Regions from separate parts of the Homo sapiens genome. Here region 2 is linked to region 1. Evidence: chromatin contacts called from ENCODE Hi-C or POLR2A ChIA-PET data. All regions are on one chromosome and are shown on one strand. The core of a region is the stretch at or near the end of the contact, and the rest is flanking DNA. Distances in the headings are between cores, read along the strand shown.

What was found. Hi-C counts contacts between places; a loop is a spot of excess contacts on that map. ChIA-PET counts read pairs that join two places held with the same protein, here RNA polymerase II (POLR2A). Pooled maps may share reads with other maps.
Region 2: a loop to region 1 is called in a map of MCF 10A, with 8 times the contacts of the local background. The contact joins two enhancer-like sites. A Hi-C loop is called at or near these places in 4 of 168 maps with a recorded cell type or tissue (HepG2, MCF 10A, endothelial cell of umbilical vein and 1 more), 3 of 37 single-sample maps with no recorded cell type and 7 of 50 pooled maps. POLR2A ChIA-PET finds 5 or more read pairs at or near these places in 12 of 52 experiments (A549, GM12878, HEK293T and 9 more).

Annotation. Positions count from the first base shown.
Region 1 is chr11:34,172,133-34,178,209 of GRCh38, reverse strand. ABTB2 (ankyrin repeat and BTB domain containing 2) reads left to right here. Exons shown (of 17, transcript NM_145804.3): 4 at 4,903-5,055. Among named protein-coding and RNA genes, the nearest start is that of NAT10, 70 kb to the right of the region's middle. RefSeq lists enhancers at 2,784-3,704, 3,705-4,627. Within about 2 kb of position 3,294, at least 7 of the 41 ENCODE cell types and tissues checked have a DNase peak (open chromatin) inside an H3K27ac peak, as active enhancers do.
Region 2 is chr11:34,212,464-34,218,540 of GRCh38, reverse strand. All of the region lies in intron 1 of ABTB2 (ankyrin repeat and BTB domain containing 2), which reads left to right. Among named protein-coding and RNA genes, the nearest start is that of NAT10, 110 kb to the right of the region's middle. Within about 2 kb of position 3,525, at least 7 of the 41 ENCODE cell types and tissues checked have a DNase peak (open chromatin) inside an H3K27ac peak, as active enhancers do.

The sequences.
Region 1 (6,077 bases), core at 2,045-4,544:
GGGCACCAGCCCCTCCCCAGAGGCAGAGGGCTAATCTAGATTTCTGTATATTGAAAGAGGCAGAGGGCTAATCTAGATTTCTGTATATTGAAAGTATTAATCAGTTTTCATTCAGGAAGCAGCATTCTGGGTATTGTAAGCAGGAGATGATTTAATGCAGGGAGTTGGGGGTTCACAGAATCATTGGAGGAGCTCGTGGAGCAGGGTGTAGGCTGAGCATCCAGGAATGACGAACTCGCCCATTAGGGGAGCTGCTCCCTGAGACAGCGCCTGGAACTGTGAGTTTGAACAACACCTCTGGAGCTGCAGTTCAGGAGTAAAGCTGGAATCAAGAAGGCGTTGCAGCCAGGCACGGTGCCTCATGCCTGTAATCCCAGCATTTTGGGGGCCGAGGTTGGCAGATCGCTTGAGCTTAGGAGTCGAGACCAGCCTGGGCAACATGGTGAAACCCCATCTCTGCTAAAAATATAAAAAATTAGCCAGGCATGGTGGTGCATGTCTGTGGTGCCAGCAATTTGGGAGGCTGAGGTGGGAGGTTAAAAAAAAGAAAAAAAGACTTTGCTATTGCTTTTATCATTTCACCATCACTACCACTACTCTGAAGCCTCAGATAGGTGGAAACTGGACTGGAATGTTCTGTAGGAAAAAAAAACCCTCAGTTTTCATGACCTGGTTTGCTAGCAAAAACAGACAAAGGGAACACAAAGGTGGCCTCTGCCTCCCATTCACTTACCAAATTTCATGCAGCATATCTTAATGATAAAACCTAATTTCCAGAATCCCAGCTGCAAAGGAGACTGGGAAATGCAGTTTTCAATTTTCCACCTCACCAGCCAAGATGGTAAAGTGAGGGCTGAATGAGCCCAGTGTATACCCAGTGAGTCCAGTGTATACCCACCAGGACTATCAATACTGCATTTTCTCAAGTGTTGAGTTCTAAGGAGCATGAGGCAGGGGGATGAACCAAGATGCCACCTGATTAGACTTCATGATTTCCCGAATTCCCTCTTGGATTTCCCCTAGTGCAGCTAGGAGATGCCCTCTTAGAGTTTTAGTAGCCACACGTGGTGCTTTGTCTTGGCTGTTGGCCACAATAGGGAAGAATGGCTGGCAAATCCACGGATTATCTTTTTGTTTACACTTCAGTCTCCAATGCTGATGGTTGAAATAAAGGCTTTTCCTGCAATCAGAAGGACTGATATATAGAAGCATGTCTGTAAGCTTGCCTTCCAGCCCTGTAATATAAGAATTGTGAAATCTAAAAATATTTGGGGGGAATTGGGCATTTATGTTTAAGGGAACTCTTATAAACAGAGGGATAATTCATGAATAGATTGTTGTTTCTTCCTAGACTACACAAGATCCCCCCATAGAATCTCAGCTTCCTACTCTAATGAGTCAACACTAGGCTCTTGAAAATTATACACCATTCTTTTCTGGGCAGAAACATGACTTGGTCCATAACTGAAAACCTGGGTACACTATAGTAAGTTACTGATGTTCATCCATACTTTTTGTCACTCAGCAAAACTTTCTACTAATAATTTTGTTTGTTTGTTTGTTTTCTTGAGACACGGTCTCTCTTTGTCTCCCAGGCTGCAGGGGAGTGGTGCGATCATAGCTTACTGTAGCCTCCAGCTCTTGGGCTCAACCTGTCTTCCTGCCTCAGCCTCCCAAGTAGCTGGGACTACAGGCGTGTGCCAGCAGGCCTGGCTTCAGTGAACATTTATTGAGGACCTGCCATGTCAGGCCCCAGGCTGGTCATATTTCAGAGAATACAGAGATGAGGAAGTCATTGTTCCCGTGCTTAGAAGGAACAGTCTGGTTAGGAAGACAACATGCATTCATGGCTATTGCTGTAAAGGAAAGTTTTCAGTGATCTCAGAGCAGGAAGATATTTCTTTCTCTTTTTTTTTTTTTTTTTTTTTTTGAGACGGAGTCTCACTCTGTCACCCTGGCTGGAGTGCAGTGGCATGATCTCGGCTCATTGCGATCTCTGCCTCCCAGGTTTAAGCGATACTTATGCCTCAGCCTCCTGAGTAGCCGGAACTACAGGTGAGTACCACCACGCCCGGCTAACTTTTGTATTTTTAGTAGAGACGGGGTTTCACCATATTGGGCAGGCTGGTCTCGAACTCCTGACCTTGTGATCCACCTGCCTCAGCCTACCAAAGTGCTGGGATTACAGGCGTGAGCCACCGCACCCAGCCCCCCTTTTTTTTGGGGGGGTGGGGAGAGAGAATCTGGGAAGGCTTCTGAAGCAGGTGGCATTGGAATGGAGTCTTGAAGGATAAATAGGATCTAGACAAGCAGGGGTGAGAGCTGTTCGTTCTCATGCATAGATGGGAGCAGGCAGGGTGGGCCTGAGGTCCATGAGTGCTGGTGGTGTGTCCTGGTAACAGGGGTGAGTCACGGCAGGAGATAGGGTGAGGTGAGGTTCTGGGAGTCCTTGAGGGCCAGAGATAGTGAGGCTTTACTGGCCTGTGGCCCTCCCCTTCATACAGATTGGTATGCTCAGTGGACCAGTTAAGTGGTTCAAACCCAGGAATATTGGAAATGACAGAACCAGAACATCAGAATACCTTCCCAAAGGAAAGACCTTTAAGATCACTTCTGATTACAGAAAATCCCTAACTTATGATGGTGCAACTTACAATTTTTCAGCTTTACAGTGGTGTGAAAGCGATATGCATTTAGTAGAAACTACTTCGAGTACCCACACAACAATTCTGTTTCACTTTCATACAGTATTCAGTAAGTTACACTGATGTTCAACATTATTATAAAACAGGTTTTGGCTTATATAATCTTGCCTAACTGTAGGCTAATGTAGGTGTTCTGAGCATGTTTAAGGTAGGCTATTCAGTAGGTGAGGTGTATTCAATGCGTTTTCGCTTAGGATATTTTCAACTTACTATGGGTTTATTGGTATGTAACCCCATCCTAAGTCAAGGAGCATTTATATTTGTTTGCCACTTTTTAAAATAAAAGCATTCTTTGCCCTCAAGGAGAGAAGAAACTTTTAGAACTCTGGAGATGACCCGAGCTTTTGGAGACCTGAGATAGGGGTTCCGAGGGCAGCCCAGGCTGACTCCCTGGAGGTGGCTTACTTCCTAGCCAAGGAGAGAGAATGGACATCTTTTCCCTGGCGGGAGCACTTAGCTGCATGTCAAGGGGAGAGACCACAGTGACCGCACAGGCGGGACGCTCCAAGAGCCCCGAGGGAGTTGGGGTGGCTGGAGGCCTGGCCGCCTGCCCCTGGCTGCCTGCCCGCTCCCTGGCTTAATTTGTAAGGAAGGACAAGAGTGGCATCGGGAAGGGCTGGGAACAGGCAGGAGCCGGGAGGCTGACTTTTGGGCTGTCATCAGAGAGAACAGCATGAGTGAGGGACAGGGCTCCAGGGCTGCCTTGTTCCTGTGATGGAGCAGGGAAAGAGCTCCGTCCATTCTGGGCAGAGCAGGTGGGTGTCCCACGAAGTCATGAAGCCACAGGCTGCCATCCGGGCCCCTCGGTGGCGGGGAGGTCTGTTGGACGGCGAAGTGGTCTCCTGAGGGGGCTCCAACACGGAGCCTTGCCAGAGCTGGCAGAGGACAGAAACGCGTCCCCGCCCCCCAGCTGAATCTGAGCCGCTCGCCGAGGGCAGGGGCGGGCGCGGCCTGAGCCGCAGTCAGGGCCCAGCACAGGCTGTGCACATGGCGTCCCCTGGTGGCACAGAGCGGGCCTCATGAGCGGCGCCCCGGGAGTTTGCAGCTCTAAGCCTGCCGCCGCCTTTCCCTGCTTTTGTGGGCTCTTAGTGATACTCGGACCCGCTAGGACCATTCCTCCCTGTGGGACTTGAAGCCGCTACTCTTTTTCTTTCTTTTTTTTTTTTTTTTTTTTTTTTTTGAGACGGAGTCTCGCCCTGTCGCCCAGGCTGGAGGGCAGTGGCGCGATCTCAGCTCACTGCAAGCTCCGCCTCCCGGGTTCACGCCATTCTCCTGCCTCAGCCTCCAGAGTAGCTGGGACTACAGGCGCCCGCCACCAAGCCCGGCTTATTTTTTGTATTTTTTAACAGAGACTGTGTTAGCCGGGATGATCTCGATCTCCTGACCTCGTGATCCACCCACCTTGGCCGCCCAAAGTGCTGAGGTTACAGGCGTGAGCCACCGAGCCCGGCCGAGGCCACTACTCTTTTCTGAGCACCAAACTGGGGGCAACCTGGCCTGGCACACGAAGTGGTGTCAGCCCACCTCAGTCTAGGTGCCAGATGAGGAAGGAGTGGTCATTAATGTTGTACAACAGCCTAATATGCATCATCCCATTTGGCCTCATGACAGCCTCCATAAGGAGGTATCACACGTGTGCTACAGATGGAGAACCAGACTCGAGTGTGCTTGTCGGAGGGGATGGTGACCTGACCCTGCTGGTGGCAGCCCTGGGTTTGGACCTGGGTCTGTGAGACTCTTAGCTGTGCAGCCTCTCCCCTCTGCATAGAAGAACACTTGGCGACCCTGACTGAACTCTTTGGAGGGGGAAAGGTCCCCAATTCCACACACTGGGGAACTGCTCCTTCCCTGGGCCACCTGAGGGCCCTCAGGTTCTGCTAATGGCCCATGATGGAAATTCCTTCTGTGCATTGCAGGTAGTCGGGGTCTCTGTGAGCAGAAAGAGCAGGTCCCTTGCAAGGGGTGATCAGCCTTGGTTGCCACTTGTGAGCATGTGTGTGCTTAAGGGGTCCCCTGCTGCCCTTCAGGGAGCACTCTCTCTAGGCCTGACCCTCTGCTGCCCAGCAGGGAGCCCCCCACCCTAGGACTGACCCTCTCTCTGCTGCCCCACAAGAAGCACCCTCCCAGGCCTGACCCTCTCTCTGCTGCCCTGCAGGGACCCCACCCCAGGCCTGACCCTCTCTCTGCTGCCCCACAGGCCCTTCATGCTGCTGCCGCCCCTCATGGAGTGGATGCGCGTGGCCATCACCTACGCAGAGCACCGCCGCAGCCTCACCGTGGACAGCGGCGACATCCGGCAGGCAGCCCGGCTGCTGCTGCCTGGTCTGGACTGTGAACCTCGGCAGCTCAAGTATGAACCAGGGAGGAGGGAGGGCCCCGGCATCCATGACCTGCCCCCAGCGGCTCCCCTCTGCTCGCTTCTTCCCCAGATGGCTGGGCGGGGGTCAGAGAGCAGGGGCTGCAGCACATTTGAGCTGTTCTAAGGGTGTCCTCTGCAAAGGCCAAGCCTGAGTATGGGAACAGATCTATTGTAGACTTTGGCTGCTGTCTGGAAACGTCTCCTGCAGCTGCTGGTCTGCTACACAGAGGAGACACACATTGGGACTGGGGCAGGAGAGCCCACACATCTAACTCTTTGGGATACTTGGGGACTGAGGGGCAGAAGTGGGCCCGTTCTTTCCTCTGTTCCTGTAATTGACACCACATGGAGCCCTTCCTGGGTGCAGGTGCTGTGAGCCCTTCCTCTTTATGTGCATTATCTTAGTCCTCATGACAAGTGCAGGGAAGAGGCAATCATGCCCATCTTACAGATGAAGAAGCTGAGGGTCAGAGGGGAACAGTAGCTTGCCCACAGATACTCAGCTAGCACTTTACCGTGCCCAGATTTGAACCCAGGTCCATACGGCCTCCAAGCCTGTGCTCCTAATTTCCTTCCCTAAATGCCTCTCACAGTAGACTTGTTTGCTGAGGAGCTTTTCTAGAGAAGCGTCCCTGGCCATCCTAGGCCCATGAGAGCCTTTTATCTATCTATCTATCTATCTATCTATCTATCTATCTATCTATCTATATACACACACACACACACATATATATATATATATATATATATTTTTTTTTTTTTTTTTTTTTTTTTGAGACAGAGTTTCACTCTGTTGCCCAGGCTGGAGTGCAATGGTGTGATCTCGGCTCTCTGAAATCTCTGCCTCCTGGGTTCAAGCGATTCTCCTGCCTCAGCCTCCCAAGTAACTGGAATTACAGGCACGCACCACCACGTCTGGGTAGTTTTGTATTTTTAGTAGAGACTGGGTTTCATCATGTTGGTCAGGCTGGTCTCAAATTCCTGACCCCAGGTGATCCACCCACCTTGGCCTC
Region 2 (6,077 bases), core at 2,276-4,775, 40 kb before region 1:
TAGGAAAACCAGACATCCACATGCAAAAATAAATAAATAAATGTAGACACAGACCTTACACCCTTCCCAGAATTAACTCAAATGGATCAGAGACCTAAATGTAAAACACAAAACTATAAAACTCCTAGAAGATAACATGGGGAAAAAAATCTAGGATGACCTTGGGTTTGATGATGACTTTTTAGATATGACACCAGACACCAAAAGCATGATCCAGGAAAGGAAGAATCAATCAGCTGCACTTTATCAAAATTAGTTTCTACTCTGTAAGAGACAGTGCCAAGAGAGTGAAAAGACAAGCCACAGACTGGGAGAAAATATTTGCAGCAAAAGATTCATCTGATAAAGGATTGCTACCTAAAATAATATGCAAAGAACTTTTAAAACTCAGCAATAAGAAAACAACCAATCAATTTAAAAATGGATCAAAGATCTTAACAGACATCTCACCAAAGATGATATGCAGATGGCAACTAAATTTGTGAAAAAATGTTCAACATCATCTGTCATTAGGAAATTGCAAGTTACAATGACCATACTAGGACATACCACTGCACACCTCTTAGAGTGGCCAGAATCCAGAACACTGATACCACCAAATGCTGGTGAGGATGTGGAACAACAGGAACTCTCATGCATTGCTGGTGGGAATGCAAAATGGTTCAGCCACTTTGGAAGACAATTTGGCAGTTCCTTAGTTACTCATAGGTATATGATACCAATACAATTCAGCAACTGCATTCCTTAGTATTTGCCCAAAGGAGTTAAAAACTTTTATCTGCTGGGCACGGTGGCTCATGCCTGTAGTCCCAACACTTTGGGAGGCCGCGGCAGGCAGATCATTTGAGGTTAGGAGTTCAAGATCAGCCTGGCCAACATGGAGAAACCCCGTCTCTACTAAAAACACAAAAATTAGCCAGTCATGGTGGCAGGTGCCTGTAAGGCCAGCTACTCGGGAGGCTGAGGCAGGAGAATCGCTTGAACCCAGGAGGCGAAGATTGTGGTGAGCCAGGATCACACCACTGCACTCCAGCCTGGGTGACAGAGTGAGACTCTGTCTGAAAACAAAACAAAACAAAAAAAACTTATATCTACACAAAAACCTGTGCACAGTTATTTATAGCAGGTTTATTAAGAATTGCCAAACTTGGAAGCAACCAAGATGTCCTTCAATATGTGAATGGATAGATAAACTGTGGTACATCCAGACAATGGAATATTATCAGAGCTAAAAAGAAATAAGCTGATGATGCACGACAGGCAAACCTCAAAATTAGGACTTATCCCAGGAGAGTTGTTGGCTTCGCCTAGGAAATAATTCAAGGGTGAGCCAGTGGTGTTAAACAGCTTTTATTGAAGTGGCAGTTTACAGCAGCAGCAAAGGTACTATTCCTTGTGGGTCAGGGGTATCCCATAGGCAGTGTGTCCAGAATAACAGCTTAGAGGCAGTTCCGTACTACTAGTACAGTAATATTTGTACCCACTTTTAATTATATGCAAATTAAGGGGTGGCTCGTGCAGAAATTTCTAGGATGAGGTTGGTAACTTCCAGGTTATCAGGTCATTGCCACGGAAAGAGGCAGGAACATCTAGGTGTTGCCATGGAAATGGTAAACCAACCATGGCACACTGGTGGGCGTGTCTTAATGGAAAGCTGCTTCTGCCCGGGACCTGTTTTAGCTAGTCCTCAATTTGGTCTGATGTCCAAGCCCTGCTTCTGGAATATCAAGCCATGCAGACATGGAGGAAACTTAAATGTATATTTCTTTTCTTTCTTTTTTTCTTTTTGAGATGGAATTTCGCTCTTGTTGCTCAGGCTGGAGTGCAACAGCACAATCTCAGCTCACTACAACCTCCTGCCTCCCGGATTCAAGTGATTCTCCTGCCTCAGCCTCCTGAGTAGCTGGGATTACAGGCACCTGCCACCACGCCTGGCTAATTTTAGTATTTTTAGTAGAGATGGGGTTTTACCATGTTGGCCAGGCTGCTCTTGAACTCCTGACCTCAAGTGATCTGCCTGGCTCGGCCTCCCAAAGTTCTGGGATTACAGGTGTGAGCCACTGCACCCGGCCTTGAATGTATATTTCTAAGTAAAGGAAGCCAATCAGAAAGGGCCATGTATAGTATGATTCCAACTATATGACATTCTTAAAAAGGCAAAACTATGGAGACAGTAAAAAGATCAGTGGTTGCCAGGGGTTGGGCAGGGAGGGATGAATAGGCAGAGCACAGAGGATTTTCAGAGCAGACTGATACCTGCTCATCATCAACTGAGGTGTCCCTTCTTCCAGGAAGCCTTCCTTGACCACCAAGCCTAGGTAGTCTGGCTTAGAGATCCTTAGTTTGGATTCCTTGTGCTGACTGCATCACAGCCCTTTGTATCCAATATTTATTTGGCTGGCATACTGTCTTCCCTCCTCCACTAGACTGCCAACTTCATGAGGGTAGGGACCCCCATTCACTTTCATATCCCCAGAGCATAGCTGCTTCTGGTGTATTATTAGGTAATCATTACACAGTTGTTGAATAAATGAGTGAATGAATGCAGAATAAATGAGCCATCTGTGGTGAGTAAATCACAATTTTTTTTTAAATCACTGTGGATCCTAGTGGCCTTTAAGAAAATAACAGAATCGAGTGGCCTTGGGTCTATCCCTCCTTCCTAATAGTGACAATAACTTTTATATAGTATCTGATGACTTCTTTGTCTTGAAGCCATCAGCCCTAGGAATCAGGCTATTAATAAAAATATTTTTATTTACTATATGCTTTACTGTGTGCCAAGCCTTTTGCTAAGTGCTTATTTACAAAACCTGTTTTAATGCTCAATCTTGTGAATTAGGAAGTATGATTAGGCCTATTATCCAGAGAAACAAATTGTGGCTCAGAGAGCTCAAGTAACTAGTCCAGAGTCACACAGCTAGTAAGTGGCAGAGCTGGGTTTTGAACCTCATTGCTCTGACTCATGCCCTTTAATTGTCTGAAGAGTCTAATGATCAATCCCTTTTGGAATTGGAACCGAAGCTGATTGAAGCAGGTTATGTTTATAAGCAGGACTCCAGTGCAGTAAATCTCTGATGAATATTCTCTGATGAATATACTCATGTTCTGTTAATAAACATCTTGGCCATCTGCCCTGGGCCTTGTGATGTTTGCATCTTTTCCTTAAACTCTCAAGGAGAGACTTGTGTTTGTGCCCTTTTGATCCCTTTCTTCCTCTCTGAGCTGGCACTGAGAGGTCACACCCACTGCCCTCTTTCTGTCCCTGGCAGCACTGATCCCTAGCAGGGGAAGGATGCAGCTCAGCTGTCACTCCCTGCGCTGGCTTTGCCTCCTCTCCCTCCCTCACCCCCTGCCCAGCAATGGCAGCATCCCACCAGTGGTGATTCGGCCACTGTAGCTGTAGAATGATCACACAGGCTCAGAGCAGTAGGTACACGGCAGGGCAGAGCATCAGCAAGATGCCACAGAAAGTCCCACTGGTGATGCAGTGCCTGAGTCACCACCACCTGGGGCCAGGCGAAGGGGCCAGATGATAGATACTTGGAATGAGGCATGCAGACAATGTCTCATCTACTGGTTAGCAATTTAGAATGGGTTCTCCCTGAGTTTCTTCCAAAAGCAGTACCCCCTCATTTTTTGGTAAAATTTCTATAAAACAACCAGGTTTTCCTTTCATGTACCTTTTTCTTTTAACCTCCATGAGCTCATAATAATTGTAATATTAGTTTTGTTAAAAAGTATGAAGAATAATGGGAGAAGAATCATCTAAAAGTATACCATGCAGAAATAAATTCTAGGCTCTTTATAGGTAACAAGATAATAGCGATAGTTTTGGCTGGGTGCAGTGGCCCACACCTGTAATCCCAGCACTTCGGGAGGCTGAAGTGGGAGGATGGCATGAGCCCAGCAGGTGAAGGTTGCAGTGAGCTGAGATTGCACCACTGCACTCCAGCCTGAGAGACAGAGCAAGAACCTGACTTTAAAAAAAAAAAAAAAAAAAAAAAAGTGGTATTTTTAACATTCACTTTTTCCTTTATCTAAAAATTTAATTTCAGATAACAAATGTTATACCATAATTCAAATTATGGGTGTTCTTTGCTCAGAAGAAACATTTTGTCACCCTCCTCTGCCTCTGATTACATCTCATCCCCTCTCTCATATTGCTCAAAACAGTCATTGTTCCTATGCCAGTAAGCCATATTCATTATAAAAAGTTTGGAAAGCATAGTAGGGCAGAAAGCATTTTTATGACCCTAGCATCAAGCGAACCACTCTTTTAGTGGCTGTTGAGAAGAAGGCTGATATTTAAGGTACTGAGTCTACGACTGCTTCATCTCCATCCTTAATTTCTCCATTTACTTTGTGTGTGTGTGTGTGTGTGTGTGTGTGTGTGTGTGTTTTGAATGTGCTGCCTTAATAGAAAAGTGGCTCTGTGTTGTCATTGGCTTACAGGAATTAGTGTGCTCACCCACTGCGGGTCAAGGACAGCGTATGACAAAGGACCGTGGTCATGTGGCGGACTGTTCTTTTCAAAGAGGCAGTAGTTCCAAGACTCATGCTCCCTGGGTCACTAAGTTCTTCATGTGTTACATCAATACTTTGGAGAGAGGCCACCCAGAATCTCTTAAAAAGTATTCTAAATAACACAGAGATATTTTTCCACAGGAAAAAGCTCAGTAGCTCGAATGTTAGTTTTCTGCCCCACATTGCCCAATGTTGTGACTATTGCACTGGTTTTTCCAGGGTTCACCTTTAGGTTTAATTTCCTGAAATTGATCTGCTTGGTTACACTGGCTTTATTTTATACTCTTTTGCAAAGAGGAGAAATGGCAGTGAGCAGATGGCATTTTATTAAGTTTTTGCTTCAAAAAAATTAAACAGCAATGTAGCATCCCTGCTAGTTTTCTTACAGGCACCTAATAGTCATCCTCTGGGTCTGTGTCAGAACTGATATTTACCATAGATGAATCACCAAAGTGCCACTGAGCCAGCATTCCCAGTGGGGATTCCAAATTTGCCACACTTGTGGGGCTGTCTAGTTTTGTTTGTTTGTTTTTGAGATGGCGTCTCGCTCTCTTGCCCAGGCTGGAGTGCAGTGGCAGCGATCTCGGCTCACTGCAACCTCCGCCTCCCTGGTTCAAGTGATTCTCCTGCCTCAGCCTCCTGAGCAGCTGGGACTACAGGCACCTGCCACCACGCCCGGCTAATTTTTGGATTTTTAGTAGAGATGGGGGATTTCACCATGTTAGCCAGGCTGGTCTCGAACTCCTGACCTCAAGTGATCCACCTGCCTTGGCCTCCCAAAGTGCTGGGATTACAGGCGTGAGCCACTGCGCCTGGTCAGGGCTGTCGAGTTTTATAGTAGTTCCTCCATCCTTCTAAATTCTAACCCTGCTGGAGCCCCTCTGAGAATTGGAGGAGCCAGCTGGATGGGAGAGAGGCAGTCCCCACACCAACTCCACAAGCAGGTGCACCCCCAGCAGGCCCAAAGGATTCCAAGAGGAAGTGAATCCAGCCCGGTGTTCGGAGTGAGGTTTACTTTGCACCACTCTTTTTTAGGAAAATTGGGGTTGCTGGCCCTGAGCACATCACCCTTTGCCAGCCTTTTATCTCCCCCTGGGTTCTGTGGCCGCCAGCTTCTTAAGCAGTTGTTAAGTGTGTGTTATTATTTTACTGTTTAACAGTGAGCTCCTGGGCCCCGGGCCTGACTTCACCAGAAGACCACCTTTTGCCAGTGCTGTTCTGATAACTTAGCCAGAATGAAGTGTTAAGTGGAGGATAATTGTTATTTGCTTTTAATTTCCTGACCTTAGAAAAAGAAGGAAAGCACAGTGCTGATGGGGTGGTGAGTGCTGAAGGAAGAGTGCTGTCTCTGAGTTTGCATGGGGAGAGCCTCGTGTTCTCCTCCTTCAGACTGAGCCAGTGTGGACTCCAGTATCAGACACACTGGGTCTGAATCCCACCTCTGCCATTTTCTAGCTGTGGACCTCAGTCAAATGACTCAGCCCATCTAAACTTCAGTGTCCCTCGCTGGCAAATGGGGTTAGTAATAGTACTCCACTGCGAGGGTCTTT